2 separate regions of the Homo sapiens genome follow, and region 2 is linked to region 1. Evidence: chromatin loops called from intact Hi-C (ENCODE). Cell type or tissue: heart left ventricle. All regions are shown on one strand. Each heading gives the region's core, and the rest is flanking DNA. Links, peaks and the distances in the headings are about the cores only.

Region 1 (15,466 bases), core at 3,501-11,500:
TAATATATATTTACATACATAAAATAAAATGTTAAAGGTACATATTTAAAATGTTGCAATTAATTTTATTTTTCAATTAGCCAGTTTTAAATTACTGTCTGTGAAAATGCTGGCAATCTGTTCACATCAACCATTCTATTTCCCAGCCTCATTTCTCCCTGAGGAGAAGGTGGATCCTGACAGCTGATGGCTGCATTTCATAGGCATAAACTCCACAGAAGGCATTTGGCTTTACACTGGAAAGGCATCTGACTTCTTTCTCTGACACTAATATTTTTAGCTCTGAATGCAGCTAGAACTAATCACAAAGTCTAAATGCAGACTGAATAAATTCAATAAGCATCTAATCTTATTTACTTGGGAAGATAATCCTTTTTTTTTTTTTACCCCTAATTACATCAGTTTTCTCTCAAATCAAGAACATTGGTGGACACTGGTGGTTGCTGAACCAAACACCACCTCCCCTTCTCTATTAGCAGTGGCCTGTGCTACTGGATCTGGCAATGTGCCCAAATGAGGGACAACAATTCTTGGCCTCTCTTGAAGCTTTGAGTGACCATGTGCTGTTCTGTCTGAGATGTGAGCTCTAGTTATTGGACCTGTCTTTTGGGAAGGCTCCTTAAAGGGAAACACAGCTGAGGAAGTCCTTTTCCAGCCTTTCTCCTTCCTGATGTCCATGAGGTAACTTCCTAAAGGAAACGTGCAAAGACAGAGAGAGCAGAAAAGCAGGCAGTTGAGTCCCTGAGGACACTGTTAGCTATAGACTGCCCATGTGTGCATTTCCTGGGATGCAAACAACAACAACAAAAAACAATAAAAATAAAAAGAAACTCCTCTCTTAGTGAAGCCATTATTATTTTGGAGTTTCTCCTCAGTGAAATGTGGCTATTCCTAGCAGATACAGAATATAACTTTAAACCAGGTATTATACCCATAAACTGATTCTTTGCAATCTGATCTTTATGAATATGACCAGAAAACAATTAAAAACAGTAAGTTCCCATTTTATAATCTGTTTACTTCCATGGTAAGCCAAAGAAAGAATGTTCCAATAAACTGTTTGAAGAAACAATGATTTCAGAATTTACACAGAACTGCAAGCAATCTGCTACCAGACTACCAAGTATCGCTGCCCAGAAGAACCCAAGTGGGTGCAGATACTCCAAAGGCACAAGCATTGGCAGAGGCCAAAGTGAGGTAAGGATGCCACTGAAAAGTAGAAATGTGTCAAAGAACATTACCTTGGAGTCTGTACTAAAACACTTTTTTTTTTTTTTAGCTTTCACGCAAAATTAGTTAAAAAGAAATTTATTGAATGTTACCATATGGGTATTTTGTAAAACATGGATTTAAAGATTTTTTTCTGAAGCAGATTCCTCCAATGTGGAAGGAGCAAACAAAATGCAAAAACGAACGTTGTTGGAAACATTTAAAGTAGGATCACACTGAGCTCCTTCTGTGTTGCTGCCAAACCTCAGACTCCCGGGGTCTTGGCATAGCCTTTCGTACATCTGAGCCTTGAGGCCCGGCGAAGTCCCACACAGCCCTAGGTGCGGGACTTGAGTTGTATAAGGAAACTTGAGTTGTAAAAGAATTTCCTAAGAGAAATTTTAAGTTAGGAAGAATAAACTCTACGTTCCCCAAAACTAAGTTTCCTAATTGACCAAAGCAATAGCATTTTATCATCCATGCCCCTTAGTCTTTGGATAATGATCAATGGGAAGAAAAAAAAAATAGCTACTCCCAAATTGAAGGATTTTTTTTTTAAGCTAAGATTTTGTTTTGGTTACTAAGGTTATAATTTTTTAATCTTCCATTTACACAAGTCAGATGGAAAAAGAGCAAAATTTTGCCAACTGACACTCAATCAAGACAACATGACAAGCAGAACAAAATGTGCACACCCCAGGTGTATATAATGCCTGTATGCAGTGCTTTGTGAGACTCGGGTTCTCAATGGTGCCTTGCCAAGTGTCTGGGCAATCAGTCATCCCAGGACTGTGGACATGCACTCCACCAAGAACCAACAATCCTTTTGGGATGCTGGAACCTTAGTTGTCACAGCCCAACTCACTTTCCAGCACATCCCCTCCCAGAGGGGAGGAAAGTTTGCAAGGACACAAAAGATTTGAAGTTTTTGCTTAAACAGATGTTTTTGAGAATTTTGTAAGAATAAAAAATCACTGATAACATCTAAGGGATAACTATGTACCAGGCTAAGCACTCAGTCCTCTCACCAACTGCACAAGGTAGGTGTCCTCAACCCCAGTTAGCTTGAGCCTGTCCCAGGTTTCCAACAATTGCAGTGGTGAGGCCAGGGTTAATTCCTGGTCCACAGGACTCAAGAGCCCTCTACTCTTAACCGCTCTATTATGCTCTCTCATTCACTGAGATAACTGCAAGCAGATCTTAATGCAGAAGCGGGGATGCCAGTCATTACTCTTACCCATCACTCTGGCAAATCCGAGGAACATCACGGGTCAAGAAGCAGACCTGGGGCTCTGGCAACCTCAAGAAATGGGGAATACACAAGGTGCAGCCCCAAAGACTGATGATGCAAAATGACACGGATGAAGAGTCCATTTAACACTACAAAGGAAAATTGGTGATCTGGAGTTAAATAGGCAAAATTCTGTTTTGTTTTTTTTTTTTTTTTGCTCCATTATTTATAGAACACCAAAAAAAGAGGTACATTCAGCTATTCATTTCTGTAAGTGTTTTTAGGAAGAGTGGCAAAAGGGTCTAGCCAGGTCTGCTAACACCACTTTCCTACTAGCTTCCTGTTTTCAAAACTAATGGCTGCCTCCTCCCTCAAACTGCTCAAGTCTTAAGCCCAGAAGCCTCAGTATCAATGTCTGCACTTCATGTGTGACGTGGCACTACCTTTTTGTGCTTCCATAGCGCACATACACTAACTCAGCCCACCAAAAATGCTAGGATATGGAGAAATTGGACACCATGAAGTATGAACTAGTCCCCTGCACCTATTTCCTGGATCCTTGCTTAAACTTGGGCAGGTGTGAAAGAAAAAATACTTGGTTCACATTCAAGAGACCCAGATTCAAGTCCTGATTTCATCAGGCAGCAGTTAAGTGATATGAAATAATTTTCGTGTTCTAGGCAGTTTTCTGTAATCATGGGGATTAATCAGTGGTTCTCAAACTGTGGTGAGCAGAACCTGGAGAGCTTGCTAAAAATTCTCCTAGACACAAGTCTGCCTCATTGAGCCCAGGAATCTGCATTTCAGTGCACACACCTGAGGATTCTGATGCTGGTCCGCAAGGGAGAGGCAGGGCAGCTGCTACAGCAGTGGGCCAGTCACCTCAAGGCTCCTGCTGAGACGTCTTCCCCACTGGCTGACGGTGCATAATCCCAGGAGACCCAGTTGCAAGGACTGTCCCCCAGGATCTGGACCACAGCGTGCACCCGAGCTTCACATTCCTGGACACCAAGAGAGGCAAACGCAAGTTCCCCTAAAGCCATGGCCCCTCTCCTTTCTCCAAGGTCTGCAGTCCTCCTGGGCTTTGGCAGGTAACATTTCTGGGTGGTTCTGACTACTAGGCTACAAATCTCCCTCTGGTACTACTGTGAACTGCTAGGGAAAATGATCAGTTACAACAATTCTTCCTGGTTCCAAGAAGATGAGGTAGTGCCTACTCTGATATGTGAATCAGTCAATCAATGAACCATAATATAATTTCCCTGAAGAGAACAAATTTTTGTTGAAAAATGGTGTTTATCTATAAGATTCAAACACAAAAAGAGATATTTCAGTGGGGGTGGTAGAGGGGCAGAATAAATGGTTTATAAAGAAAAGTGGTTTATAAAGAAAAGCAAACTTCTTCGCAGTTATCCTGGGTTCCAACCTCCACTTCACTGATAACCAGCCACAGTCAATGAGCACATTACTTAACCGCTCTGCGCCTCCGCTTATTCACCTGGAACACAAAGACATTAGTAGTATTTTAGAAAAAGATAGATTAAATGATAAAAGTTCCGAGAATAATAGCTGGGACATAGAAGGAGGAGTTATAAAGGAGTTATGAAGGGAGTTAGAAATTCATTTCATTTATTTATCAGTGAGGGCTGATTAGAGAATTCCAGAAAAATGGCAAAAAATATAAGATATCGGGAGAAAAGGGAAAAATAATTCCCAAGATTCCTGCTCTCAGAATTGACGAGTTTTCCGCTACACATTAACTTGGGCAGCTCAGAAACTTCTGAGCTTCCTAGATTTATTTTTCAGATCTCGAATCAATTAATTCTCAGACATTACAAACTTAACTGTTACTATTTCTGTATTTAACATAAATTTTGTCATACTTCCAGCTTAAATAACATCATTGCTTATTTTATTGCTGTTAGCAATTTAACAGCACTTAAAATGATATTTTTCTTTCAGTTTTTCTGAAAACATTATCCTAAATGAATATATATGTATACATGTATATGACATATATGTATATACAAACATATATATATTAATACTTCACCTTTTATTTCTCTTACACACAATTTTCTCACTTTCAAAAGTGTTGGGAAAGTTGCTGAAAGTGATTAGTACTTGATTTTGGTTTAAGTGCGGAATTCAAAACTACAGGTTAAGTAAGATTATGTAATAGAGTATAGAGCTTGTTCCTCCTGCATTTTTTTTTTTTTTTTTTTTTTTTGAGACAGAGTCTTGCTTTGTCACCCACGCTGGAATGCAGTGGCATGATCTCAGCTCACTGCAACCTCCCTGCCTCCCAGGTTGAAGAGATTCTCGTGCCTCAGCCACTGGAGTAGCTGAGATTATAGACGCTCAAGACCAGGAATGGCTAATTTTTGTATTTTTAGGAGAGATGGGATTTCACCAAGTTGCCCAAGCTGGTCTCAAACTCCTGGCCTCAAGTGATCCACCTACCTCGGTCTCCCAAAGAGCTGAAAGTATAAGCATGAGCCACCAAGCCCGGCCATCTTCTGCATTTTTCAGTCTTACTCTATTCTTCATGATGTTTTGGGCTGAGCTAAATTTGAACCCAGGCTTATACAGCCCCAACTCTATTTCTTTCTTCTTTATTACACAGCCTTGCAGAAGACAACGGTGAAGATTATACATGTAATGATTTAAGAGTCATCTAGGAAGAAGATAACATCACTAAAACTTGCCTAAGAAAGCTACTTACAAATCATGTACATTTACTTCCACACAGCCCTTTACAAATAATGCACACTTACTTCTACATAGCCCTTTTCCAGTGTGGATGCTCTGGATAACAGAAAGTTTTGAAAATAAGGATTTGCACTGACAGAGCCAAATTTTACATCAGTTAAAATTTAAAAAAAGAGAGAAACAACCAGGACACAGTGTCTTATTTCAACTCCTAAAATTAATATTCATGAGACTGATAAAAGTCTGTAAGCAGCAATTATTAGTCAATTTTTAGTTTCTAAAAATATTGTTTTATTAAATAACTGTTAAATAGGATTTTTACAAAATAAATGGCATAGAAAAGGGTAAAAATGTTTATGTTCCCAGAACTTTCTATGCCTTTTCAACAGAAAGGAAAAGGCACAGAAAGTTGTCAGCTGCTATTACTTCTGGAGAGCTGCCACAACTGGACGGTGTTGGAGTATCACCAGTTCTCTCTCTCATGGGAAAGAAGGGGATCAACACTTTGTAGAGAGGTAGCACGTCTTCAGGTAACAGCTGCTACACACAGCTGGCTTCAACTTTAGCTCCCCTGTTGATGACTGTCAGCTTCAAGGTGTAGCATCCCATGGCACTCAGGAAGAATTAAGGAGCTGCACGAGGTTTTCAAGACATTTCAAATAATAGGCATTTAGAGGGTTTGCTTCTGAGTTTGGGAAAGCTGAGATAGAAAAATAAGAGTACAGAAATACTAGTTTATGAAACTTGGTACTATACTTAGGAGGCACACACATAAACAAATACATATGAACAGGATTTATATATAATTTAAAGCTCTAAGTTCTTGATGTAATAGCATTCCAGAATATTTTGCATTTTTTAAAAAATAAACAAGTTACAAAATCAATATTTTTTTAAATTAACAGCTTACCCAGAGTATTTTTTAAAAAGTACCCCCCATAATGGATACCATTAACTATAATTCCAAATGAATGCCATTAATCTTTTTTTATGTACCATCCTTCCTAAAGCATAATCTTTAACTTCACTAGCTCCAGAAATTCATGGTCGCAGCTAAAACAAACTAAAACCTCCCCTGCTTAAAAAAAAAAATCAGACTATAAAAACACAAATAACCAACAGATATATTACAGTACAGGAAAGACACAATTCAGTGTTTTAGCATAAAAAATGTTCAGAGAATAACGCTCACTGAAATTTGGTGTCACTAAAAATGAATAATGTGCTTTGAAAAGAAAACCGTCTCTAGTATTGTGACCACATCACAGGGAAACGTGGATATAAGGGTAACAGGATCAATTCTTGGAAGACTGTCCTCCAGCTCCCTGATGTTAGATCCAGGTTTTCTGCTCACAGTTAATTCTAATTGGGCCAGTTCTTATCACTAAGAACATACTTCAGCACAGTGGTCACTGTTGGCAAAGAAAATTTAGTACAAAAATAAGACGAAGATCACAGATGCATTTTTAGAAGCAATCACATCTTAAACCTTCATCTATCTATTTTATTATTTTAAAAAATGATATAATTAAAGCACATACTGAATATTGGCACATTTTACAATGCCATTTTGCTGTGGCCTGTCCAAATATCTCATTAATCAGAAAATCCACTTAATAGCTTCTGAGTTTAACTATAATCTCTTTCTTATTGCAACTTACTTTTCTTTGCTAAGGAGTATGCTTCATCCACTCTTCTTTTTACTGATGGGCTTTTCAAAGCTGTTTTTGCCTAGAACAATCCATTAATTAGGTTTCTTGCCATGTGTTATGGATCATGATAGCAAAACACTAATTCTGCCCATTGCTAACTACAGTATTAAACAGAATATTATGAAATATAATAATATAACTAGAGAGTTCCATCTTAGCATAATACATCCTATTGAGCCAATCCCCTTGCACATTCTGAAGTCTTGCCCATATCCTCTTATCTAACTTGATTCTTTCTCTATTCCCATTTTCTTTCTTCCCTTCTCTTTTACTCCTTCTCCCCTAATCTCAATTTGCTATTTTAAACTAGTCATCCTTGGTTTCAGTTTTTCATACTCCCTCAAACCTCAGATTTCTGATCACATATACCAAATATTAGCAGTTGGTCAACAAATATTTACAGAGTGACTACAAAGTGCCAAATCCTGTGCTAAGCTCTGGGGATACCCAGGTGAGAAAGAAAACAACACCCTCTTGTCCTTGTGTACGTGACTCTGGCCAGCAGGGAGAAAACTAGCCCCGGCAGAGACAGTCAGCTGAGAGAACACCATTCTAGGATGGCTGTCTATCCTAACACTGTCACTTGGCTACTACTTAATCACTAGATACTTATGGGTATTTCTCTTGGGAACAACATGTCTGCAATAAAGTGGAAGTCCAAAGGCCAGAGAAAGAGTAGAACACAAATCTCCACGTTGCCTGCCCTTTTCTCAGAGCAGGCTTTGGGCTGCAGTCGTACAAGAACTGAGCTAGATAAAGGGGAATTGTACAATTGGATAAAACTTTTGTTACTCAGTTTTACTTTAAGATGTGTTTTCCCTTGATACGTCTTTTAGAAGAAACAATCTATACTAAAATTGCAATAATAAAGTAAATCAATTTAAATTAAGAGGAAAAAGTCAGTTCAGAGATTCTCTTCTAAACTGAGACATTCTGTTGAAATGATTAAATAAAAAGATTTCAACTGATGGTTTACTAATTGTATGAATCAGCAAAGGGAACATGGATCTTTGATTTTGTCTTTTTTCTTTTGCTGTAACTCTTGACACCTTTGGATGTATCCTAAGAGTTTATACCTGGGTTATACCTTGTTGTTTGCTCCCCAGGTGTAACAATGATTTTTAAAACTGACCTTCTGATAATTGTAAATCAGAGCCCAAAGGGCAGCTGCTCCAATCCTCTGAGCATTTTGATTCTCACTTTCCAGACAGGCAGCAAGCACAGTAATGACTTTTTCTAAAAATGAACATATATTTTTTAAAAGTTCAGTCCCAGACACTGCATTGTATTCTTATCTTGGACTAGTCAGACACCCCCCTCTTTTCCCATTAGAATGCATACATAAAGTTGGTATCACTAGACTATGGCAAAACCAATCTTTTATGCCATGTGGTATATGGGAGGACAACCTCAAAACATTGTTTTCATGTCAGGCATAGAAGGGTCAAAGACACTGAAGCTGCTTCATTTTTTGGCCAGAATTCAAGAAAAGGCACATTCATTTAAAGACCACAAGTGTGTAAAAATAAGTATACAATTAGGTACATTAATGAGTTACTCAATTACAGCTAACATTCTGGCAGGCAGAAAAACAGATCTGCTTTCATGATAAATTATAAAGACTATCATACAAACACATCAGTAGCATGAGCTACTATACAAAAACGATCATCAAATATCACACTGCTTGATGTTTTTTAAAAATGACTAGGGTGGCTGGCAAGATGGCTCAATAGGAAGCTCCGGTCTGCAGCTTCCAGTGAGATCAATGCAGAAGGCGGGTGATTTCTGCATTTCCAACTGAGGTACCCAGCTCATCTCACTGGAGCTGGTTAGACAACGGGTGCAGCCCATGGAGGGCGAGCCAAAGCAGGGTGGGGTGTCGCCTCACCCAGGAATCACAAGGGGTGGGGGAGCTCCCTCCCTTAGCCAAGGGAAGCTCTGAGAAACTGTGCCCTGAGGAACGGTGCATTCCGGCCCAGATACTACGCTTTTCCCATGGTCTTTGCAACCCACAGACCAGGAGATTCCCTTGGGTGCCTACACCACCAGGGCCCAGGGTTTCAAGCACAAAGCTGGGCAGCCATTTGGGCAGTCACCGAGCCAGCTGCAGGAGATTTTTCATACCTCAGTAGTGCCTGGAATGCCAGTGAGACAGAGTTGTTCAGTCCCCTGGAAAGGGGGCTGAAGCCAGGGTGCCAAGTGGCCTAGCTCAACAGATCCCATACCCATGGAGCCCAGCAAACTAAGATCCACTGGCTTAAAATTCTCACTGCCTGCACAGCAGTCTGAAGTCGACCTGGGATGCTCGAGCTTGGTGGGGAGAGGGGTGTCCACCATTAATGAGGCTTAAGTAGCCTGTTTCCCTTCACAGTGCAAACGAAGGCACTGGGAAGTTCAAACTGGGCAGAGCCCACCACAGCTCAGCAAAGACGTTGTACCCAAACTGCCTCTCTAGATTCCTCCTCTCTGGGCAGGCCATCTCTGAAAGAAAGGCAGCAGGCCCAGTCAGGGGCTTATAGATAAAACTCCCATCTCCCTGGGACAGAGCACCTGGGGGAAAGGGCGGCTGTGGGTGCAGCTTCAGCAGACTTAAATGTTCCTGCCTGCTGTCTCTGAAGAGAGCAGTGGACCTCCCAGCACAGTGCTCGAGCTCTGCTAACGGACAGACTGCCTCCTCAAGTGGGTCCCTGACGCTCGTGCCTCCTGACTGGGAGACACCTCCCAACAGGTGTTGACAGACACATCATACAGGAGAGCTCTAGCTGGCATCTGGGGGGTGCCCTCTGGGATGAAGCTTCCAGAGGAAGGAGCAGGCAGCAATCTTTGCTCTTCTGTAGCCTCTGCTGGTGATACCCAGGCAAACAGGGGCAGGAGTGGACCTCCAGCCAACTCCCAAAGACCTGCAGCAGAGAGGCCCGTTAGGAAGAAAACTAACAAACAGAAAGGAATAGCATCAACATCAACCAAAAGGACATCCACACAAAAACCCCATCCAATGGTCACCAACATCAAAAACCAAAGGTAGATAAATCCACGAAAATGAGGAAAACCCAGTGCAAAAAGGATGAAAATTCCCAAAACCAGAATAACTCTTCTCTTCCAAAGGATCACAACTCCTCACCAGCAAGGGAACAAAATTGGATGGAGAATGAGTTTGACGAAGTGACAGAAGCAGGCTTCAGAAGGTGGGTAATAACAAACTCCTCCAAGCTAAAGAAGCATGTTCTAACCCAATGCAAGGAAGCTAAGAACCTTGATAAAAGGTTACAGGAAATGCTAACTAGAATAACCAGTTTAAAGAAGAACATAAATGACCTGATGGGAGCTGAAAAACATAGCATGAGAACTTCGTGAAGCATACACAAGTATCAATAGCGAAATCGATCAAGCAGAAGAAAGGATGTCAGAGATTGAAGATCAACTTAACGAAATAAAGCGTGAAGACAAGATTAGAGAAAAAAAAAAAAGAAAAGGAATGAACAAAGCATCCAAGAAATATGGGACTGTGTGAAAAGAAGCAACCTATGTTTGACTGGTGTACCTGAGAGTGATGGGGAAAAATGGAACCAAGTTGGAAAATACTCTTCAGGATATTAAATGCAAGAGAACTTCCCCAACCTAGCAAGACAGGCCAACATTCAAATTCAGGAAATACAGAGAACACCACAAAGATACTCCTCGAGAAGAGCAACCCCAAGACACATAATCATCAGATTCACCAAGGTTGAAATGAAGGAAAAAATGTTAAGGGCAGCCAGAGAGAAAGGTCGGGTTACCCACCAAGGGAAGCCCATCAGGCTAACAGCAGATCTCTCTGCAGAAATCCTATAAGCCAAAAGAGACTGGGGGCCAATATTCAACATTCTTAAAGAATTTATCTTTTCTTTTTTTGTTGGGGAGGGGGATGCAGTCTTGCTCTGTCTCCCAGGTTTGGAGTGCAGTGGTGAGATCTCGGCTCACTGCAACCTCCGCCTACCAGGTTTAAGCAATTCTTCTGTCTCGGCCTCCTGAGTAGCTGGGACGACAGGTGGGCACCACCACACCTGGCTAATTTTTTTGTATTTTTATTAGAGACGGGGTTTTACCATATGGGCCAGGCTGGTCTCAGACTCTGGATCTCATGGTCCGCCCACCTTGGCCTCCCAAAAGGCTGGGATTACAGGTGAGAGCCACTGCGTATGGCCCAAGAAAATAATTTTCAACCCAGAAATTCATATCCAGCCATACTAAGCTTCATAAGTGAAAAATAAATAAAATCCTTTACAGAAAAGCAAATGCTGAGAGATTTTGTCACCAGCAGCCCTACCTTACAAGAGCTCCTGAAGGAAGCACTAAATATGGAAAGGAAAAACCTGTACCAGCCACTGCAAAAACATATCAAATTGTAAAGAACATTGACACTATGAAGAAACTGCATCAACTAATGGGCAAAACAACCAGCTAGCATCATAATGACAGGATCAAATTCACATGTAACAATATTAACCTTAAATGTAAACGGGCTAAATGCCACAATTAAAAGACACAGACTGGCAAATTGGATGAAGCGTCAAGACCCATCGGTGTGCTGTATTCAGGAGACCCATCTCGTGCAAAGACACACATAGGCTCAAAATAAAGGGATGGAGGAAGATTTACTAAGCAAATGGCAAGCAGGGGAGAAAAAAAAAGCAGAGGTGGCAATCTTAGCCTCTGATAAAAAAGACTTTAAACCAACAAAGATCAAAAAAGAAAAAGAAGGGCATTACATAATGATAAAGGGATCAATGCAACAAATAGAACTAACTATCCTAAATATATATGCACCCAATACAGGAGCACCCAGATTCATAAAGCAAGTTCTTAGAGACCTACAAAGAGACTTAGACTCGCACACAATAATCATGGGAGACTTCAACACCCCACTGTCAATATTAGACACATCAACAAGACAGAAAATTAACAAGGATATTCAGGACTTGAACTCAACTCTGAGCCAAGTGGACCTAACAGACATCTACAGAACACTCCACCCCAAATCAACAGAGTATACATTCTTCTCAGCACCACATCGCACTTATTCTAAAACTGACCACATACTTGGAAGTAAAACACTCCTCAGCAAATGCCAAAGACCTGAAATCATAACAAACAGTCTCTCACAGCACAATGCAATCAAATTAGAACTCAGGATTAAGAAACTCACTCAAAACCACACAACTACATGGAAACTGAACAACTTGCTCCTGAATGACTACTGAGTAAATAACACAATTAAGGCAGAAATAAATTAGTTCTTTGAAACCAAAGAGAGCAAAGACACAATATACCAGAATCTCTGGGACACAGCTAAAGCAGTGTTTAGAGGGAAATTTATAGCACAAAATGCTCACAGGTGAAAGGGGGAAAGATCTAAAATCAACACCCTAACATCACAATTAAAAGAACTAGAGAAGCAACAGCAAACAAATTCAAAAGCTTACAGAAGACAAGAAATAACTAAGATCAGAGCAGAACTGAAGGAGAGAGAGACACGAAAAACCCTTCAAAAAATCAATGAATCCCGGAGCTGGTTTTTGGAAAAGATTAACAAAATAGATAGACCACTAGCCTGACTAATAAAGAAGAAAAGAGAGAAGAATCAAATAGACACAATAAAAAATGATAAAGGGGAGATCAGCACTGATCCCACAGAAATCCAAACTACCATCAGAGAATATTATAAACACCTCTATGCAAATAAACTAGAAAATCTAGAAGAAATGGATGAATTCCTGGACACATACACCCTCCCAAGACTAAACTAGGAAGAAGTCGAATCCCTGAATAGATCAATAACAAGTTCTGAAATTGAGGCAGTAATTAATAGCCTACCAACCAAAAAAAGCCCGGGACCAGATGAATTCACAGCCGAATTCTACCAGGCATACAAAGTGGAGCTGGTACCATTCCTTCTGAAACTATTCCAATCAATAGAAAAAGAGGGAATCCTCTCTAACTCATTTTATGAGGCCAGCATCATCCTGATACAAAAACCTGGCAGAGACACACACAAAAAAAGGAAATTTCAGGCCAATATCCCCGATGAACATCGATGCAAAAATCCTCAATAAAATACTGGCAAACTGAATCCAGCAGCACGTCAAAAAGCTTATTCACCAAGATCAAGTCCGTTTCATCCCTGGGATGCAAGGCTGGTTCAACATACACAAATCAATAAAAGTAATCTATCACATAAACAGAGCCAACGACAAAAACCACATGATTATCTCAACAGATGCAGAAAGGCCTTCAAAAAAATTCAACACCCTTTCATGCTAAAAACTCTCAATAAACTAGGTATTGATGCAACATATCTCAAAATAATAAGAGCTATTTATGACAAACCCACAGCCAATATCACACTGAATGGGCAAAAGCTGGAAACATTCCCTTTGAAAACTGGCACAAGACAAGGATGCCATTTCTTACCACTCCTGTTCAACACAGTATTGGAACTTCTGGCCAGGGCAATCAGGCAAGATAAATAAATAAGGGTACTAAAATAGGAAAAGGTTCAAGGCAGGGTCTGTGAGTGTAGCATCTGCTCACTGGTACTGGTTAGAGGGCAGTGTCTGCTCACTGGTATTGGTTAGAGGGCAGCGTCTGCTCACTGGTGTTAGATAGAGGGTAGCGTCTGCTCCTGGTATTGGTTAGAAGGCAGCGTCTGCTCACTGGTATTGGTTACAGGGCAGCGTCTGCTCACTGGTATTGGTTAGAGGGCAGCGTCTGCTCACTGGTATTGGTTACAGGGCAGCGTCTGCTCACTGGTATTGGTTACAGGGCAGCGTCTGCTCACTGGTATTGGTTACAGGGCAGCATCTGCTCACTGGTATTGGTTACAGGGCAGCGTCTGCTCACTGGTGTTAGACAGAGGGCAGCGTCTGCTCACTGGTATTGGTTAGAGGGCAGGGTCTGCTCACTGGTATTGGTTAGAGGGCAGCATCTGCTCACTGGTATTAGTTACAGCACAGTGTCTGTTCACTGGTACTGGTTAGAGGGCAGCATCTGCTCACTGGTATTAGTTACAGGGCAGCGTCTGCTCACTGGTACTGGTTAGAAGGCAGTGTCTGCTCACTGGTATTGGTTAGAGGGCAGCGTCTGCTCACTGGTGTTAGATAGAGGGCAGCGTCTGCTCCTGGTATTGGTTAGAGGGCAGCGTCTGCTCACTGGTATTGGTTACAGGGCAGCATCTGCTCACTGGTATTGGTTACAGGGCAGTGTCTGCTCACTGGTATTGGTTACAGGGCAGCGTCTGCTCACTGGTGTTAGATAGAGGGCAGCGTCTGCTCACTGGTATTGGTTAGAGGGCAGCGTCTGCTCACTGGTATTGGTTAGAGGGCAGCATCTGCTCACTGGTATTAGTTACAGCACAGTGTCTGCTCACTGGTACTGGTTAGAGGGCAGCGTCTGCTCACTGGTATTAGTTACAGGGCAGCGTCTGCTCACTGGTACTGGTTAGAAGGCAGTGTCTGCTCACTGGTATTAGTTACAGGGCAACGTCTGCTCACTGGTATTAGTTAGATGGCAGTGTCTACTCACTGGTATTAGACCAACCACAATGCTAGTGTATTTTAGGAGCTCAATAAATATTCGTTGTGTGAAAGATTCCAGAATAGAATAAACAAAAATTTTGTCTACATAATTCAATTTTTTTATTTTAAGGGATTTTAAATATTTAACAAAAACAAAACAAAAAAAGCTGCTCCCTAAAGTGAACTGGAAATGTGCATCAGGACAATGTGAAAGGCAGGTGCAGTGATGTTTCGGGCACGCTGCAGCCGACTCCCTGAACACCTCATCTGCACTATCTGATGCCCTTTGGTTGTCGTGTATCATAACCTACCCAGAACCAAGCCATGTACATAGCTTGCAGATGCAATTTATCACGTGAGGTTATGGCTGCAAGTGCTACTCATTAGGGCACATCAAATGTCCCCTTATTAAATGGGAGGGTGACTTCCTTATGTTCCATCTGAGTAGCATCAAGTGATGTTTTTAAATGTTGTCTCAAACACTCAGAATATATAACTCCTCTGATCTAAGTAAGTTTATAACTCCTTCAACCAGCTATCCCTTAAAGCATTTTTAATAAAGTACTGTGTGTGTATGTATATATACATATGTGTGTGTGTGTGTGTGTCTGTGTGTGTGTGTGTGTGTGTGAATTAATGTGGTGGGCCCCTCTGATAATGCAAGTGGATCGACTTTTTTAACAAAACAAATGTTATTGTGAAACATGCATATAACAAAGCAATAAAACAATTTTGAGTTCAACAAGTAGGTCTGAACTCTCATATAAACATTTAAATAACCTAAAGTGAATATACAGTAGTAAAATGTAAATAATGAGACAGTATTTTTGAATATTTGAACTGAATATTACCTTAATATAATAATTGAATGTTACCTTAATATAATAATTGAATATTACCTTCTTAATACAATTGGTTTAAGTATAAGTTTAGGGATGTCAGTTTGGTAATTACAGTGAGTTGTCAGTTATGGTGACATTAATGTCTTAGAAAAGTTCTTAAAGTTTTTACCCATCATTTCTTCAAATATTTCCTCTCCCATTCTC
Region 2 (15,466 bases), core at 4,444-12,443, 49 kb after region 1:
ACAGGAAAGCTATGGCCTCCCAAGAATAAGAGGCTTTTAGAGAAATGCTTTGAGGAACGCTTCTCCCCTAGAGCTCTATCCAGGCTTCTGAAGGCGCTGCTGGAGATGGATGAGAAAATGGGGGATGCCTTAACAGGCTTCTTATCTATGCTGGAAAGGTAACCAGATTTTGTAGCACAAGGGAGACAAAGTCCCCTGAGGACCCTGTGACACTCTCCACAGGACAGCTCCTGGGTGAACCAGGAAGCATTTTCTTCTTACTGGCAATCCTTTCTGCATCTCAACATCATCAAGCCTTGTGCCCAAAATGCACAAGCAGTCATACCAGAAATATCTGCATGATCATGACTCTCACAGGCAAAGAAGTGGGTAAAAATCTCCAAATTCTAAGCAACAAAGGGACTATAACAAATCAGCACAGGAACAATCTTCTAAGCAACAAAGGAATTATAACAAACCAGCACACAGACAATCTTCTATCTTTGCCAAACGTGGCTGGCTGATTGGGAAGCTGAAGCAAATTCTTCAATCAACAATTCTACTACTTTTCTGCCTTTCAGTGAGAAGACAAAAATCATAAAACCACATGATTAAAAAGAATAATTCTAAATACTGAAAAATCTAAAAATATTCCTATTTGTAAAAAACAATGTACAACTTTAACTTAGTAAACACACAGTTTTTAAAAAATTACTCATCTACTTATAAAATAATACTTTAGTGATTTTAGAATGTTTTCTGATTAACAAAATTCTTGATTCACATTTTAGACTGTAAACATAATTTTATAAGATAAAACAGGCAACAGGGCTTGGAAAGGGGGCATTTTCTTCCAAATGTGCCAGACAAGTCCACTTACCTATACATGTAACCAACCCCAAAAATCTGTGGTCCATTTCTAGAAATCAAATGTCACTTAGAATATATTTTCAGAGACGTAGATATATCTTTAAAATTACAATAAATTTTGAACCATAACTGCATTTCTGAAATATATCCATTTTGGTCATGATATGAAACACTGTTTTGATCAACTGTTAGATTTAGATTAGTAATATTTCACTTCAAATCTTTACATCATATTCACTGAAGAAACTGGTCAACATAAGCGGGTGGGGCTAAGGAGGAGATAGTTAATTTAACTTTATAAACTTTTGTATCATTTAAACAGTCATAATAAGCATTACTATTTCTTAATTTAAATGACTGAGACAGTTTTTAACAAGACCATGACTGAAAGTCAATTTATTTAAACGCTAAATAAAGTTTTTGAAAAACCAAGAAATGACGTACCTGAAGGATTACATCACTAAGTTGTTCTAGAGATTTCTGATTTTCCTGAGAGTCATCAAGAAGTGAAGCCACTGTTGGACTACAGCATAAATGTGTTTTGCTCTTAGCCTGGAGATGCCCTTTTGCTTCTTCGGTCAAGAGAACAGAAAGGAATTGCAAGCTGGCAGTATACAGGGCAGGACACGTGGCAGACAAGCCTGCACATGTGCAGAACATATCTAAAGGAATAATTTCAGATGTGAATGTTTGAAAATTTCTTCAAAATTCAACAAAAAGGAAATCAAGTTGATTTTAAAGTAACTATACTCTGGATCATCTAGATTACCAACTTGTGTGATTGTGTTGCAACTGTTAAAGGAGCTGGTGCCAACCAGAACTTAAAAGCAAGACTTAGTATGCAGTGTTGGCACAATGTACAAACAAATATTTCATAGCAGTTCAGACAGCACATGAGTGGTCATGAACTGATTCACAAACTTAATACAGAGTGGAAAGAACAGACCAAACTGAAAGGAATTTACACTGAAACAGTCATTATTAATTTCCTGTTGTGAGAACTGATTTTGTTTAATCAAAATTACATGTGTTGTTTTACATTTTATAAACTTGAAAAATTGGATTTATAATTTTGTTTGATTTTATATTTTAGATTTATGCTTGTGTGATAATTATAACCATAAAAATTTTTACTTAGATTTTGGCTTGTACAAATTAAAGTTACATAAGAAAAATAAAGTAGTCAGCAGTAGGGTTTCATGAGAATTATGTTCATTTAAATGATGTCCAAATATTAGTCAAGTTCGAGAAAAGACTCTTATAGATAACACAAGTTACGGAGTGACCACGACATGTTTTAAATGTATATGGGCATATGAGATGGCAATTGATTTAAAAAAATAAAAATAAACAAAAATAAAACCATGGCAAAAAAAATGATAATTGTTATTAATGTTTTCATTAACATTACTATTATGAAAACCATTTATGCAGTAAGTTACTTTTGATTAGTACTATTATTACATAAAACTGTACACATATTTTGAAGGAAGGTTTTGAATTTAATATGTATTTATTTTATCACTAAAGAAATAGTGTTAGATAAATAAGTTTAAGTCAGAGGTCAGCAAACTTTTTCTGTAAAGGTCCAAGTAGTAAGTATTTTATACTCTGCAGGTAACTGGCTTTTTCACAACTATTCACCTCAACTTTTGTAGCATGAAAGCAGCCATATGCAATATGTAAGTGAGTGTGGCTATGTTCCAATAAAACTTTATTTACCAAAACAAGCTGCAGGCCAGATTTATCTAATGTGGGTAGCATCATGCTTTCTATTGATATTATTGGTGATTCAGGTGATAAACTAATTTTCCCCCAATAAATACAAGAAGAAAATCCCAATGTCTTAATCAGTCAATCTCTTTCAATTATTATATTTTAAACAAAATAATGATATCCTACGTGGACACTGTACTCCATGGTAGACTCAGAACTCCTACATCCAGAAAATTAACAATTCTGTTCCTTGTTAAACATGCATTTGCCATAATTCTTACTATCGCTTTGGTTAAAAATTGTATCATGCATTTAAGTTTACTGAATGATCAAATGATAAAATAAATGTTAAAAAAAATCGGTCAGTTGAATTAGCAGGTACTTTGGAAGCTTAAAATAACTCAATTTTGAGTACATTTAAGTAGGTTGTTTAAAAAGGTTACATAAATGTCAGTTATGAATATTTATGTTAAAAAACAGCTTTTTTCTATGCTAAAATTTAGGAGGCTTCATGAAAAATTAAAGATTAGTTATTTTAAAATAATCATGTTTATTTTAGTGGGCAACTATCATGAAAAACATAAAAATAATTATACTATACTCTTGGCATTTCTGTACTATAAGAAAATTCTGATGTGATGAGAAAGTTATTTGTATCCTAACTTTCCATGTTATCATGTATACCAGATTTTATATATGAAGATGTATCCACATACAATGTACATATGTCAGAAAGGATACTGGTTTCTATACCAACACAGTAAAATTTATCTCATTGTTTTATAATCATATCATATGTACCTTTATAAAACCACAGGCTTACAACTGACAAATGGGATCTAAACTAAAGAGCGTCTGCATAGCAAAACAAACTATCATCAGAGTGAACAGGCAACCTACACAATGGGAGAAAATTTTTGTAATCTATCCATCTGACAAAGGTCTAACATCCAGAATCTACAAGGAACTTAAACAAATTTACAAGAAAAAAACAAACAACCGCATCAAAAAGTGGGCGAAGGATACGAACAGACACTTCTCAAAAGATGACATTTATGCGGCCGACAAACATGAAAAAAAACCCATCATCACTGGTCATTAGAGAAATGCAAATCAAAACCACAATGAGATACCATCTCAGGCCAGTTAGAATGGTGATTATTCAAAAGTCAGGAAACAACAGATGCTGGCGAGGATGTGGAGAAAATGGGAACACTTTTACACTGCTGGTGGGAGTATAAGTTAGTTTAACCATTGTGGAAGACAGTGTGGCAATTCCTCAAGCATCTAGAACCAGAAATACCATTTGACCCAACAATCCCATTACTGGGTATATACCTAAAGTTTTATAAATCATCCTACTGTAAAGACAAATGCACACATATGTTTACTGTGGCACTGTTCACAATAGCAAAGACTTGGAACCAACCCAATGCCCATCAATGACACAGTGGATAAAGAAAATGCAGCACATATACACCATGGAACATTATGCAGCCATAAAAAAAGAATGAGTTCATGTCCTTTCAGGTACACGGATGAAGCTGGAAGCCATCATTCTCAGCAAACTAACACAGGAACAGAAAACCAAACACTGTGTGTTCTCATTCACAAGTGAGAGATGAACAATGAGAACACATGGACACAGGGTAGGGAACATCACACACCGTGTCGGGGGATGAGAAGCAAGGGGAGGGAGAGCATTAGGACAAATACCTAATGCATGTGGGGCTTAAAACCTAGATGATCGGTTGATAGGTGCAGCAAACCACCATGGCACATGTATTCCTATGTAAAAAACCTGCACGTTCTGCACATGTATCCCAGAACTTAAAGTAAAATTTAAAAAAACCAACAGTGGCCAATATAATGTTCTCAATAAAACAGAGCTTCAGGGATGACATCTTTAAAAAGCTTAAAAAATAATAAAACCACAGGCTTTCCTAACTCGCTTTTATGTTATCTCAAAATGTGTTTCAATTTTTCAAAAATGCATTTTTGGGGGGCTCAAGAACACTGCAAATTTTTCAAAGCAAGCACCCTGATACCTCTTTTATATGCCATGCTATAATTACTTAACTTTAGTGAATTTACATACCTAAACAGGCAGAATCATTATCTCGTTTTATTAGCAGAAAGCCCCCAAGATTATGCAAGTATCTTCTTACCAATCGCCGCTGTCCAGTGCTTGGCCAGGGCCACGGTAACAAACGGGAGTGTGATGGCACCAGCTTTCCTCAGGAGCATGGCCAGAAGATTAAATAAATGTGTCCATGTGTGATAAAAAGCTGATATTAACTCTTTATCTATAAAATTAATCAAAACACTTCAAGTTATTAACACAAAGAAGGAAAAGAACCTTTCAAGATATAAAACTTACCACAGACGCTTCATTACACTTAAAATGAGGGGTGTGCACTTATCAAATGAAGACAAATCTAATTCAGCATTATCCAAAATTTATTTCAATTAACTTCTTTTCCATTGCTTCTTAAGATATCTCCCCTCCACCCTCCTGCATATAAAGCCACACTCACAAACTCTCCTCTTATTAAAGCATACTCAAGAACAATCAGAAGGTGTGACAAACTAAATATTAAGCCATGACTGCAGAACTACATATTGGCACATTATAAAAATATGTCATTGTTTGTGCTACTTTTGTCAGAGTAAGTTTTCCCCTATTTCCTTTATCCCCTCCAGCAGCTTTGGGCAGGGGTGAAAGGAAAGCACAGTGTGCCAAGGTCAAGGTAGAAAAGAAAGAATTTCTTTGAAGAACCAAGAAAAGTATCATCCCACAAAGAAAAGTATGACGCAAAAGAAGATTCTGCAGCTTTTCCTATGGCTAAGGATGTAGCAATTCTAGGATGAGGACCCATTTTCCCTTCTCTCCACTCAGGTAAATGGAAGCTGGAGAGCAGTCGCTGAGGACTCTCTCTGACCATGCCTTCAGGGGGATCTGTCATCTTTTATCTAATTCCACTATAATGTAAACTTTATAGGACGTTAACCCCGAGGAGATCCATCTAGGTGTACTTCAGCACCTATGAGATACTTGAAAACTGCACCTTCCCCAGGGCAATCCTTGGTGTTTCTCAACCCTTTTGTCATTAGTGGCTCTCTAAAGAGTTTATTTCAGAAAATGTTTCCTCATTGCCATCCCCACAAGATTTTAATTCCACACATATACTGTATATCTCTTTATGTACTATATGTATATCTGTACTTTGTACATAAAAAGGCTAAGTATAGAGCTTACTGTTTTTATTCAATACAGGCTTAAGAAGAGCCGAATAAAACATTTAAGCTGAAAATTAAATTAAAAATTAAAGACCTATTAATACCAAATTTAGCTTTGCACCTATACTTGCTGAATAACTTTTCATGTAATTTATTTACTTATATATATATATCATCACAATGTGTCAATTTACATACATAAATTAGCAATTCATATAAAAACAACAGCAATATAATAAATTCTTATAAAATCATTTAAAACTTATTTTTTTCAGAAAAAAATTTTAAAAACTTCTTTAAAAATATTCTTAGTGAACTTTTAAAACTTTTTGCTAGATATGAGAAAACAATTTTTAATTTAACCAGCTAATAGATATACATTCAGATATTGACATTTTTTCCTTTCAGCGCTTGATATAATTAATGATGGGTTAAACAACTTTTATGTAATTAAATATATACTACTTTCAATTAATTTTCAAAGCTCAAATCATACAGAAAAGCAAGAGGATCAATAAAAAGCATTCACAAGGCAGCCAATAGCAGCCAAGATACACAGACCACCTTTTGCTATATGACCTTGGGATCAAACAATCAACCAAAGGTCCTCCAGCTGCTGTCATCTATTCACCACAGTTTTGTGGCACTAGTCTTGCATACATCTTGTGTATCTTCCATGAACTCAACGTCAATGCTTCTCAAGGAATTCTCAAGAAAAACCAGGAAGAGAAATAGTAATAAGATTGTCTCAGGTAGAGTTGAGCTTTGGAAGCCTACAAACTATTTTAATTTCTAAGATGTTTTTGCCTCACCCTCTTCTCCCCAGAATCAATGTTCACTCCTTAGAGACTGGGGGTGATATCACCTTGTTGAGCTTGTCCAGTCTAACCTAATAAGCTTAGTTAGGGTATCACTGCCACTTGTTGAATTTCTAAGGAATTACTATTCCTTTAACATCGAGATCATTTTAACACTGATGAGATGCTGAGAACTGGCTTTGCTGGGTATCATAACACACTTCATTTTCCAGACCTAAAACCAAGTAAATCCATAGTTCAAATAAAACTGAAAGGCAAAGAGAATTACCAAATGGTCAATTACTTCATTATAAATGATTGTTTTCATTTTCAAAACAATTATATTAGATTTTGACAAAGATCCTACTTTGCTTTAATTTTCTCCACTAAGCATTACATTCAACTTTTCATCATAGAATATTTTCCCCTGGAGATAACATTAGATCACAAAATATATATACATTTCAATAATTTAGGACCTTAGGAAATTTGTGATATATTCTAGATTGGCTTATACTTGTTATTGGGAATGTTTTATTAAGCTTTTGGCCTTAGCCATAGTTTATAAGAATAGTTAATACCCAGAACTCACTGTACTTTCTAACATCACACAGAGAGCTTTGCCCTCATTTAAACTGAAAACTCAAGGGTAGTCCTTTATTATACTACACACTTGTCTTAATTGGTACCATTAAAAGGCATCCAAACTATAAAACACATTATCAAAGCCTTCCAAAATACTAGCAAAAAGAAACTCAAAAAGTAACCTTCAAGTGAATATCTGAAACAGAGTAAGTTTTTTTTCCTCAGTATTATTCACTTACATTCTAAACTAAAACAATTAAGCTTACCTAATACATCTTTGGTACATATGGTGAGAATTCCAATGATATTGGTGATAAGAGGTTTCACAAGCTCATCCTGAATCACAAGGTCAGGCTCCACCAATAAACATGACTGCAGAAGCCTGGACAAAGAGGATAGGTATTCCAGGAGAAAGGAAACCTGTTTGAAAAGGAGACAGGGTCAAATCAAACATGCCATATAAAAAGCCCATCTCAGTGATACAGCATTTTACTTTTGTAACACAATAAAAAATAAAATATTAACCATAATTTTTCAAGATCTGAAATTAACACATAGCAGACAAAGCATTATTTTTCTCATAAGCATGTCATTAACAGCCATATTAATACTGTCAACTATACACCAAACAAAGCAATGTTTTCAAAGTCAAGTTTTGAATTCCATTTAAAGAAGTAAAGTCTTGGCCAGGTGTGGTAGCTAACACACCTGTAATGCCAGTCCTTTGAGAGGCCAAGGTGGGCAGATGGCTTGAGCCCAGGAGTTTGAGACCAGCCTGGGCAATACGGTGAGATCCTGTTTCCACAAAAAATATAAAAATTAGCCGGGCCTGCAGTCCCAGCTACTTGGGAGGCTGAGATGGGAGGACCACTTAAGCCCAGAAGGTAGAGGCTATAGTGAGCTGTGATCACACCACTGAACTCCAGCCTGGGTGACAGAGTAAAACCCTGTTTCAAAAGAAAAAAAAAAGTCCCATATTTTTCAAGTAGTCAAATTATGAAATCAATATTATGGAAGAAGTGGAAAAGTGTATAACAAAGCCATAAAGTCTATAATTTTGTAAAGAAAGAAAGATTACAAAAACACCCTTCAAAGTGCATAAGCAGGGGTGGGGGGAAGCTAGCCTAGTTATTGCTACAAATAAAATGCAAATATGTTCTATTTTTGCCCTCAGCATAAAATTACTATTATTAATTATAAAAGAAAAAATTAAATCATCTTCAATATTACCAACAAAACCATCTCTGGAATTTGCCTGATGCTAATATTGTTAAGTATTAACTGGCAAAAGTACTTTTCAGAAAAATAATCCTCTGAATATGTAACAATTAAAGAATGAGCTGTGATGTCTCATTTGTCCACTACCCTCAAGCAATGAGCCAGTTACATATAAGTGAATTTTATAAAGATATTCTGAAATCAGTCATTCTCTCTCTCTGTACACACACACACATACACACACACACACACACTTTTTTTCCTCTCACCTTATTCTGGGGTTGTAAGAGTGTAATGAAGAGTCGAGAGCCTGTTGTAAATTTGTGGAGTATGTGTCTCTGAGGTCAATGGTCTCAGACTATTTACAAATAGTTCTGCCCTACTTCTCCTGATGAATACGTCCTCCCTTTATCTAATCTGCCAACTTACTTTATATAAAAGTGTAGGTGGCTCCAGGCTTCACAAACTCTTCAGTTTGTGAAATTTAATTTGTTTACTGCCGTGAAGTCTTGAGACTTCATATTACATTCATACTCTACACTACTGAAATTATAGCAAGTCTGACCTCTGGATGTATGAAATATTACCATAAATAGATAAACCATGCCAGGTGAGGCAAGAAGAAGTGTTATAGAGAAAACGCTGAATTGCTAAAGATTCTTTTGTATATGATCACATTCAAGATTAAATAAAATATTCATATCTTAAGAGTAGTTGATAAAGTAACTCTTTTTCTATGTATGGCCCTCTTAAAAAAAAATACCAACCAACTGACCACAGACTTTAATCCATCATACCTTTAGCAGAGTATCACCCCACCAGCAGGGCTCTGGCCACCCCATCTGCCGCAGGCACTCGCAGCCTGCTCCCTCACCTCCCCAGCTTTCTGCTTAAGTGTCACCTTCAGGAGGCCCCTCCCCTTTCTGACACACCCTTTTACCCATCCTCAATTGCTTTTTTCCATACCATTTGTGACTATCTGATACAATGCATTTTATTTACTTGTTCACTGTCTGTCTCCTGCATTTATGGCACAGACTCTACGTGAGGAGAGATGCTCATCTGCTTTGTTCAAGGATATATCACTAGCACCTAGAACAGAATCTGGTAAAGCAGAGGCTCAAGAATTTTCTGAAATGAGTGAATGATCTTATATAAATACCAAGAGCCCAGAAGCATTTAATCTACATAAGGCCAGCTGGTGCAGTGGTTAAGAATGTGGGCCCTGGAACTGACCTGCATAGGTTGGAATCTATGTCAGAGACCTTGGACAAGTCACTCATCTCTCTGGGCCTCAGGCATTTCCTTTATAAAATGACATTAATGATAACTTCATGATTCTTGTGAAGATTACATGAATTAACAAAAACAAATGCCCATAAATGTTTGCTACTGCTATTATTCATTCATCCCACAAGTATCAAGTGAGCACCTGTCATGAGACAAGCCCTATGCCAGACACTCAGAACACAATGGAACATAACAGCCAGCAAGGTCCTGACTTCATGGAGCTGACTGTGCCCCTCTGGCCTCATCTTGCCCTCATAGATTCTGCTCCAGCGACTCCACCCTCCTTGCTGTTTCTTGGATAGGCCAAGCATACCCCAACCTCAGGGGTCTTGCAATGACCATAGGACTAGCTTCTTCACTAACTTTGGGTCCCACGACACTGCCTAATCATCCTAAGTGGAATAGCCCTACCCTTCCAACTCTGACATCACTTCCTGTCCCCTGCTTTAGTTTTTCTTCTGAGATGTCTATCATCTTCAGGCATATATGGATTTTCTAATTATCTATTCTCCCAACTTGAGGGAAGGGTCTTTGTTTTATTCACTTGGAGAAGATTCAGGCACACAGCAAGTACTCAACAAAGATTTGCTGGATGGAGAGCAGAAAAATGGAGGAGACAGTCATTATGCAATAGGCATGCTCAGGTGAAAACACTGCACCAGGACAACAGCTTCAAAGACCATGCGTGTAGCATTCCCAAACTTTGTAATGGGGTCTGTCTTATTCAGCTCAAAGAACACATCTCAAAGCAAGAGATATTGGTCTACTTCACCTTTAATTCATCACCTCCTAAATAAATCTTGTAGCCCTTCTTAAAATTTGATTTTGAAATAAAATTTCTGTTAGCAACAGCTACATGAATAATTGTTAAGCATGTTTTATAAATAGATTCTAGCTATAGGCAAGAATTTAAAACTAAATATCTGTGAAGGAACAAGAATAAATCATTTTTATCAAATTGGGTTTTGAAAATACACATAACTTAGCCACCAAATATTTTAACAACTTTAACTTTGGTGTAAATAACAGAGATAGCCTAAAATCACAGAAGCAGGAAGTGAACTATACCAATGTCCCTCTTTATTATTAAAGTGGTGCTCCAAGATATCCAGACACTTGATCATACATTTAAAGCTGGTTAATGATGGAGTCAAGAATAGAATCTAGGTCTTCAAACCCCACCTCTCTTTTCTAACATCCAGACATGTCCCATATTAAAATTTCAAGTAACGTATTTCGAATAATCTCATCATACCATGTATATTTTGAGAGGTTTTCATCCTTTTCCTATGACTAGTATCTCCTCAGCAAGATTTTTATTTTTGACACCTAACGTAAACAAACCCACAAACAGACTTGAGATGCTTACCTGAGCCTGAGTGTGTTCAGCTGGAGGTGATGAAGGCAGCAGGGCTCTGAGTTCCTGGACACATGTCTGTATGAGGGTAGCATCTGCAATGCTGTGACGATCAGAAAAAGAAAATCCTTCAGAAGATTAGTATACTTTTTATTAAAGATTAAGAAATCAGAATTTGAAGTTTAAAGGTAACTCGAATACAATTCAAGAGAAAGGATCTTTATAAGCAAAGAAAATGTTTATAAAAAGATATCTCAAAGAATTTCAAATTGTATCCTGGGTTACCTTCAAACAGGAAAATATCTTGTCAGAGAAAAGTGAGAAGCAAAGAGCTGTGAAGAAAATATCTAAGGAAACCTAATTAAAAGCAGAATAAAATATAATACAGCCCATGAGTAACAGGAAACTTGGTGGTTATTTTCCTAATAAAATAGCAAAAATACTGGCTAAAATAGCAAGAACACTGTTCATATTTAGAAAGTAAAAAACAAAATAAAGTAAAACAGGCCGGGTGCGGTGGCTCACGCCTGTAATCCCAGCACTTTGGGAGGCCAAGGTGGGTGGATCACCTGGGGTCAGGAGTTCAAGACCAGCCTGGTGAACATGGTGAAACCCCGTCTCTACTAAAGGTACCAAAAATTAGCTGGGTGTAGTGGCAGATGCCTGTAATCCCAGCTACTCAGGAGGTTGAGACAGGAGAATCGCTTGAACCCAGGAGGCGGAGGTTGCAGTGAGCCGAGATCGCGCCACTGCATTCCAGCCTGGGCAATAAGAGTGAAACTCCGTCTCAAAATAAATAAAAATAAAAAAATAAAAATAAAGTAAAACAAGTAGGATTTTTTTAAAGTCAAAAATGAAAAACAGGTACGGAAATATGATAAGCCTTTGCCATAAAAGGTCTTTTAATGCCCCTGTGGCCTCAATGCCACATCAGACTCTTAGCTGACTCGTAAGAAGCAAAGAAGATCCTATCCCTAGAGCTCTATTTTGGTCATCTTCAGGCAGGAGCATCCAGGAAGGAAAGCCAACTGACTAGCAGTTACTTTTCCAATCCGAGTAGGTACAGTAAAAAAATGATCAATAAATATTAAAGCCAGAACAAACTCATACTCCATTGCGTATCATACATGTTAAAGGAATAATTACAATTGAATGAGGTGAAACAAGGAATACTTCTTTTAGAGTTTATATTTTCTAGAGTTTTCTTAATATCCCAGAAAGAAAGAGAAGACACTATGATTTGGCAAGAAGATGCAAGACATTTCAGATGGTGTATGTTCAAAGGTAAAGGGACAGAGAGACAGAGAAATGCAAATAAACATGTGGTCAAAAGGAGGTGGGTATGGTTGGCTAGAATAAACTGAACACCAGAAGAAAAGAGAAGTAATACTTAAGGGGGTATCCTAGATACCATCACTTTTAATTCTCACACTAACCCCATTAAATAGGTGTTAATGACACAGTAGGGAGTAATTTCCCAAGGCTGCAAGCTACTGAGTGAATGAACTATAATTAGACCTTAGGTCAACCTGAATTCAATATCTAGTCCTTTTCTACTATACCTTCCTAGAAATTCAGAAAAATTATGTTACAGACTGATTAATATCAAATAAGTAATAAAAATTCAAATAATTTTTCTTTGAATTTAATTTCCCTAAATTTTATCAGAATACTTTTTGATGAAAAGTTTAATTTCCCTTAACAAAATAACTCCAAATGAATTTAACCAATAATTTTTCAACCCAGGGACATTATTCTGATATGACCACTAAAAAGATGAATTCCCAAAGTCCCTCACATCCATTAAGAACAGGGGATAGCACCATATTCCTTAAGTGTGCTGGAGGATAAATAAGGTTTAGAATCCATGAATTTTAGAAAGCAGGAGTTTTTCTTTGGCCTTAATAGTCAAGATAACAAACTAATACAAGTGCTTTAATAGATGTAAAATAAAAACCACCAAGACAATTCTGGCAAAAGCAAAATCCTAGAGTTCAATGAGCCTAAAAAAGAATAAAGCTGTATTTCCAGGTCACAAGAAATCTTGTATCAAGTCATGAATACAGTTTGTGTAAATTTATCTCAACTAACATGCCTCTCTAGGAGTATTTATCTCTTACCTACAGAGAAGTTCTATGAGATGAGCTTGTCGAAAAGCCTTTGCAGTGTCTCTGGGAGCAATCGTCAAGAGGTTGTCCAAGAGGCTGCACATTGCTGAAAGAAGAGATGGAGTAACAAAAACACACAGTTTGGGCAGGGGAGCAGAAAGAGATGAATCATGAGGTGGCCGTGGTGATGTACTTTCCTGGTGACCTATTATTGAAAATAAACATAAGAATTATTATTTACCTTACAGCTATGTACAATACTCAAAAGTTCTTATAATCATAGGAAAGTTCCTGAAAATGATAATGTATAGTTGGGGAATTGCCTTAGCTTCTTGGCTCATCTTAACCTTGAGGTTAGGGGTCAGGCTACCCCTACTACTCCTGACCTCCACCTTCCACCATGTGTGGATGTAGATGTGTAGATGTGTACACACGGACATTGTCGTATGCAGAAGAGACAGGTCAGAAAGGGCAGAACATGACTTCATGCCCCACGTATTCAGACACTGAGAACAAAAAGATGATTTACAATCCTTTTTCTGAAACTCGAGGGGCCAAAGGTGTGTCCAAATTCAAATAATCTTTAGGTTTTCTTCAGAGTAAAATCTTACTATTTTTATTATTTTTAAATTTTTAATTATGGATATATAATCATTGTACATATTTATGGGGTACACATGATATTTTGATACAGGCATACTATGTGCAATGCTCAAATCAAGGTAACTGGGACATCCATCACCTCAAACATTTACCATTTCTTTGTGTTGGGAACATTCCAACTCCATTCTTTTAGTTATTTTGAACTATACAATAAATTATTGTTAACTATAGTTACCCTGTTGTGCTACTGAACACTAGATCTTATTCCTCCTAACTGTATTTTGTACCCACTAACCATCCCTTCTTTATCTCTGGCTCTCCACTCTTTAGCCTCTGGTAACCCTCATTCTACTCTCTATTTTCATGAGTTCAACTTTTTTTTTTTTTAGTTCCCAAATATGAGTTGCAATATTTGTCTTTCTGTGCCTGGCTTATTTCATTTAACACAATGGCCTCCAGTTCCATCCATGTTGCTGCAAATGACAGGACTTCATTCTTTTCTCTGAGTAATATTTCATTGTGTACATATATGGTTCATTTTCTTTATCCATTCATTTGCTGACGGAACTTAGACTGATTCCCTATCTTGGCTATCACGAATGGCGTTGCAATCAACATGGGAGTGCAGCTATCTCGTCGATATACTTTTTTTTTCTTTTAGATATATACTCAGCAGCTGGATTGCTGGATCAGAGGGTAGGTTCTATTTTTAGTTTTTGAGGAACCTGCATACTGTTCTCCACAGTGGTTCCCAACAACACTGTATGAGAGCTCCCTTTTCTCCAAAATACTTTTAGACTTTAGAACAGTAATAAGGTACCTGCACCCTACATTAGTGAACACCTCCATTAACCTTTGAGCATTCCCTTACTTTCTGGCACAGCAAGATGTTCCAGGTTCATCTTGTTCTTTCCTCGTCCAAGCTCTAAAATTGGATATTTGTTCCAAAGTGTCGATTCCCTAAAGTGGAGAATGGAGTTTGGAAAGCAAGATTTGGGCACTAAATGTATACATTGCTATTTAGAGTGTCATTGTTTCTAAGCTAGAAAACGTGTGTGTATATACGTATGCATGCACATACATACCCCTGGGCACATAAACATATTTTATCTACGAATTAAAAATCATTAATTTGCCTGTAATTCCAGAATTTTGTGAGGCTGGGGTAGGAGGATCACTTTAGGCAAGGAGTTCAAGATCAGCCTGAGCAACATACAGAAACCTATCTCTACAAAAAGATTTAAAAATGAACCAGGCATGGCGGCACATTCCTTTAATCCTGGCTACTCGGGATGAGGTGGGAGGATCGCTTGAGCCCAGGAGGTGGCAACTGCAGTGAACTATGATCACAGCACTGTCCTCCAGCCTGGATGACAGAATGAGACCTCATCTCTTAAAAAACAAAATAATTGATTCATACTGAAAGCTCCAAATATAATCCAACACTCCAAATATAATCCAACATTAAACATCTTCCTTCCCTTCCATATTTGTAATTTCCGTTATGTGAAAGTAAAAATTCTGGCTTTCATTGTCTACAATATATTTACTTATTTGCCTTGCCTTATGAACACAATAAGTAGTTTCAGAATTTCTAACTAATAATACTGCAAAAAATAAAACTAGTAACTAGAGTTCAATGCTTGGTTACAGTTCATTTTGCCAATAGTCTGAGGACTAAAGTCCTAAAAATATGTCTGAGA

What was found. Hi-C counts contacts between places; a loop is a spot of excess contacts. Peaks named below come from ENCODE experiments on the same cell type or tissue, not always from the same donor. Only the 100,000 strongest peaks of a DNase experiment are listed, where the experiment ranks them.
Region 2: a loop joins it to region 1, with 2.6 times the contacts of the local background. A loop is called at or near these places in 8 of 110 quality-filtered maps.

The regions. Positions count from the first base shown.
Region 1 is chr18:69,998,385-70,013,850 of GRCh38, forward strand. RTTN (rotatin) reads right to left here. Exons shown (of 49, transcript NM_173630.4): 47 at 7,997-8,100; 48 at 6,814-6,883; 49 at 4,647-5,852. The coding sequence ends at 5,767. Among named protein-coding and RNA genes, the nearest start is that of CD226, 58 kb to the left of the region's middle. In heart left ventricle, for the core only: no CTCF peak of the experiment used is centred there; no DNase peak of the experiment used is centred there; H3K4me3 peaks cover 367 bases; H3K27ac peaks cover 2,516 bases.
Region 2 is chr18:70,046,678-70,062,143 of GRCh38, forward strand. It overlaps RTTN (rotatin), which reads right to left. Exons shown (of 49, transcript NM_173630.4): 36 at 13,173-13,365; 37 at 11,065-11,155; 38 at 7,454-7,607; 39 at 4,734-4,871; 40 at 1,294-1,511. Among named protein-coding and RNA genes, the nearest start is that of CD226, 110 kb to the left of the region's middle. RefSeq lists an enhancer at 877-2,076. In heart left ventricle, for the core only: no CTCF peak of the experiment used is centred there; no DNase peak of the experiment used is centred there.